Regions from separate parts of the Homo sapiens genome. Here region 1 is linked to region 2. Evidence: read pairs that join two places in POLR2A ChIA-PET (ENCODE). Cell type or tissue: HepG2. All regions are shown on one strand.

Evidence for each region. Peaks named below come from ENCODE experiments on the same cell type or tissue, not always from the same donor. Only the 100,000 strongest peaks of a DNase experiment are listed, where the experiment ranks them.
Region 1: POLR2A ChIA-PET joins it to region 2 with 6 read pairs; 2 of 35 experiments call an interaction of 5 or more read pairs at or near these places.

What each region holds. Positions count from the first base shown.
Region 1 is chrX:20,270,306-20,272,805 of GRCh38, reverse strand. No RefSeq gene overlaps it. Among named protein-coding and RNA genes, the nearest start is that of RPS6KA3, 4.6 kb to the right of the region's middle. In HepG2, no CTCF peak of the experiment used is centred here; DNase peaks (open chromatin) are centred at 1,315 and 2,035.
Region 2 is chrX:20,478,111-20,480,610 of GRCh38, reverse strand. No RefSeq gene overlaps it. Among named protein-coding and RNA genes, the nearest start is that of RPS6KA3, 210 kb to the right of the region's middle. In HepG2, no CTCF peak of the experiment used is centred here; DNase peaks (open chromatin) are centred at 490 and 1,450.

The sequences.
Region 1 (2,500 bases), 210 kb after region 2:
CACTCACACAATTTTTGTGATTAAAGCTGCAGAGTTTCCAAACATGGAGATTTGGGATTCAGCTGGTGGTCAAAGAATAGAGTTCCATTTAATTCCATAGTGTTCTGCAAAGACACTTCCAGTTGAGGTCTGGCTACGGGCTGGTCTTAAATACAAGTCACTAAAAAAGAATTTTTTAAAAAAAGTATCTTTTCCAGTTGCAGACTCAAATTTGCATTCAAAAGCACAAATATAAAGTTTTAAAAAACATAACCACAATAACAGCCATGTTTTAAAGCAAGAGTTCAATAAAGTTTGAAAATTTTTTTTCATGGCGATGAGTAGGAACTGGTGGTCCTTGGGTTTTTGCTTCAAAATGGTTTGTGGACTGAAAAAAAAAAAATGTGAGAACCACTGTTCTAACCAACCAAAGTAAATTGATAGTTACAAAATGGGAACGTTTATTCTCTGAAGGAATACTTTATACTGAGATTTTTGCTTAATGTCAAAGCAACTGTTTTCAACATCAGTTTGAAATGAAATTTTAATGTATTATCTCCCTCATGAATTAGTGTTTATAAACAAGAAAATTTAGAGGGTCTTTTCAGTTCTAGCAAAATGAAAACTAAAGTAAAACAGTAGCTTATTAAAGCTTCCAGAATGGCTTCTCAGTTCCTTGTCAAGTATCAAAGCCCCATAATTCTTTCCCTTCAAATGACTCTTGGAAGAAAATGACACCTCTAAGGATTAAACATTTCGGAAACCAATAAAAGAAGAAGACATTAAAGCATGTCTGACACAGGCCTCTCCTTCATAGTTCCCTCTTCCTCTCATTCTCCCTACATAAGTATGAGTCAGGTAATGTTCACTTTGAATCATATATTTGTTAGTTTATTTTGAGCATTACATAAACTAGATTTTGATCATAGCCTATGAGGCAATTGACCTGTAATCATTTGCATTTCAACATATGTAGCTCAAAAAACAGAAGAGTAAGTTGCTCTACATTCTTTTATTTGCATTTCACAGGTTACTTACAGTATCATTTTTTGTGATACAAGAGTGCCCTAAAGAAATAGATCACACTACAATAAAATGCTCACACAGCAAATGGAACGAGGTAACTTTCAAGAGTGAGATATTTGAATTACATTATGTATGCAGGAGTACTCCCTTTCTGCAGCTGATAACAATACCTCCATTTATTGAATGTTTCCTATGTGGCAGGCACCATGCTTAATGCTTTACAGACATTACCTCCATTTAATCTTCCCACCAATCATACAAGGCAAGTATTATTATTCCTATTTTCAGATGAGAAAAACAAAGTTTATTCTGCAAATATTTGTTGAACAGCAACTACATGCCGGTCTAAGCAAAGCTGAAGCTAAGATAAAGAATCCTGAAGTTTGGACACAGGCCTGTCTCTGCTCTTATCATGACCCCATCCTGCCTAACTGGAAAGAATGTTAAACATTTCATGTATTTGTATTATAGATTGTCTTCACCTTTATAGATTTTACTGTCTTTCATCATATGCAACTCTAAAATCTTTGAACTTTGTATCTGGAAGGGAACCTAGAACCTTACATTTTCCAAAATTTGAATTTTCTCAAATAAAATGTTCAAATTGATGTAGAAATGCCTGTTCTTTAAGATCTGTGTCAATCAGGAAAATAGCCTTAATAATTTTTATTGGAGACATTTCAAGGAAAAAACAAAATTCACACACATGAAACATATGTAACCATGTATTTTGTTAAACTATTGTCTTATATGAGATAAGATTTGAGCCTAAATCTTACCTTTCTTTCTCTCTGAAAAGAAAGTTAAATAGTCTCTGGCTATTACCTTTCCTTTTTTTGTGAAAAAATAAATAGGCTTTGGATAAATATGAATCGAAATAAATATGCTTTGGATAATATAATTTGGATAATCCAGATGAAAGGAAAAAACTTTTTCCTAGAGGTGATGATGATTACACTTTTGGGATTTTCTACAGTAGTGACAAATCTATATGTACAGAGCTGTGAACTTTGGATGTATATGAGGTAGAGATTGTGCCATGAGCCATAGTTAGTCATCTTGCAACTTTTCCAGACTGATGTAACTCTATTTTTTGAACAAATGTTATTTTGTTAAATAAATGCCCATTTAAACTTGTATACAAAGGTTATAATTATAGCAGGAAATTGTTGGGGGCAGAGGAGGTTAAATCTAGTTGTCCCGTCATACATTAGGAATGATTTCTTGGAAACCTCCTTCAGATTTTCTACTGAGGTTTGCTGTTTCGCTCTACTGTAGTTTCAAGTAAGAACTTTCCAATATTTTGGTTCTGACTGGGAGATTTGTTGGGGAGGGTGGGGATCAGTAGGTAACTGAATCAGCCCTTTCTGCTGATTCTGCACTAAGGAAGCCAAAAAGACATTGGAATCTGAAGATATCACTTAACATTATATGACTTGTAGGAATACATAAAAGTCTCGAAAGCCACATATGTAAGTATACATTTATAGTAGCC
Region 2 (2,500 bases):
CATTTTGTTTATGAGAGCCATCTATGTCATTGTGCCTGATTGCAGAGCATTCTCATTTCTTTATAATATTCCATTCTATAAATATACCACAGTATATTTATCCAACCTACTATTGTCAGGCAGTATTTGGATAGCTTCCAGTTTGGGGGTTTTATGAAGAGTGATGTGATCTGTATTGGTGTTTTAACATTCTTTTGTTAGAGTATTTATTTTGTTGGCAAAATCACTTTTCCCAAGGAATGCCTTCAGCTATGTCCTTAATTCCAAACTAATCTGCACATTCTCTTTTATTTGTTGAGTTAATTAGAGCTGGATCAGTGAGGTCAAAAATGGTAGGACAATTATCAAAGAGTTGGTGAGTCAAATCAACCTTTTATGAAAAACGTAGTTTACAAGTTGAAGCAAACAAGCACAATTTTCTACCTCAAACATTCTAACATGCAGCTTCCTGTAATAAACATTCAGTCTCAGGGTTACAAGTCAGCAGTCTTTGGAGTTATTAAGACAGACCTTGCAATATTATAAAAATGCTCTTTGCCCTTTTTAGTAAACAGTCTTAGAAGTTAAACCTTATAATGACAATACATAGAAGTAAAAATTTAGCTTAAATGTTGTGAAAACTGGTATGTAAATATTTGCTAAACTTCTTATCTGTCGAAGCAAAGGGCAATGGTTAGCCGAGTGTTTTACATTGTCAGAAGTGTTCACGCCAACATCTTAAAATTTCTCTCCATGTTTTCTCATAAACTGCTATTTGAAACTTACAGCCTCTGGTTTCAACATCAATGTTGATTGAGGCTGTATCAAAGATGCTCACAAGTTATTTTATTTTCCACAATGGTATGTATATAAATTCATCTGATAAGAATTACTAAAAGTTTCTCTGAATTCAACTGAATTAAGTAATGTTTTAGAAAATGATTAAGAAATAAAGACACCACTTGGTGTTCTGATGGCTTTATCGCATTCCTTCTTTTACAAGTTAATATTTTAGAAGTGTGAACTATGAAAAGGTAGTACGATTAGTAATGATTTGACTGTTAAACTGAGTCAAAGCATGACTGAGATCTTGAGCAAGCACCTAATGCAAAACATAGAAGAAAGGTATAGAAAATAAGAGGAAAATACAAGGAATGTTTCTTTTTGTTGATTTTATAATATTCTGGACATATAGTCCTTTAAAATTTTTCAGGGCCTGCTTTTAAAAAATCAAGTCCAACATTAACTTCAAAGAATCTAGCCACTTCTGTGGAAAACCAGGTCCACTGGTCAGGTCAACTGGGTTAAATAGTGCATAAATAGTCCTTCAAGGCCAGATAAGGAAGATGGTGAATAGATTTGGTAATATTTGCCTTTTAAATGGTTTACATTTTTCAAAGAAATTAGTTTGTCTCCATGTTAGTAATAGTTTTTTTGTTTTAATTTCAATAGCTTTTGAGGTGCAAGGGGGTTTTGGTTACATAGATGCATTGTATAGCGGTGAAGTCTGAGATTTGATTGTACCTGTCACCAGAATAGTGTACATTGTACCCAATATATAGTTTTTATCCCTCGTCCCCCTCCCACCCTTCCCTTCTGAGTCTCCAATGTCCATTATACTACTCTGTATGTCTATGCATACCCAGAGCTTAGCTCCCACCTATAGGTGAGAACATATGGTATTTGACTTATGACTTAGGAATGTTTAACATGTTGAATTAGAGAGGGCAGATAGACAAGCCATCAGTAATAAGCAAAGCAAGAAAATTAGCATATCTGAGAAGCAATGATAGTTGAAACAGGGAAACCTGGAAAATAGGAAGGAACTCTAAGGATAGGAACATATTAAAAGCAAATAAGTAAACATTTCTGTAGTGCATATGTGTGGAGGGGAGGCAGGAAACTATGCCAAGGTACCTGCCCTCAAAAAAAATCTTATGACAAATAGGTGGAGAGCTAGGGGCAAAGATGGAGCTTGTTGTAGGTGGGGTTCTCCGGATGAAGACTGCAAATTCATGTGAAAGTTATTTATTTAGTAGATATTCCCAAGTAGAGAATGGGAAGTGGGACTGGGATGGGAAGGAGGCCAAGCAAGGGTGCAGCATCCAGCAAATCCCCATGGAGGGTAACTTAGGCTCCATGCTGAGGGAGTTCTGGGGACATGTGGAGGTCACATCTCAGAGTTGTTTCCATCATGAGTAAAGGGACTGCAGCGTTTATACTCCTAGGCTGTCAGTCATCAGTCAAGGGCTACCCCTAGAGGCACTTCGAACTCTCTTATTGCACAGGCAAAGCAGGTGCTAGTAGCCTAGGGCAGCCCGCCAGCAAGGATCGGCAGGTGTTGCTGTTGAGAGCGAATGCATGTCATGCAGGAAGCAGGTGTGAGCAAAAATACTAAAGGGATCCAGGGGGATAATGGCAGAGTTCTAACAGCATCTGCAATGGGCTGTAAAGCATCATTATTAAAACTGGGGCAACATCACCAAAATAGATGGAGCAGGCAGGATTGGAGAGTGAGAAA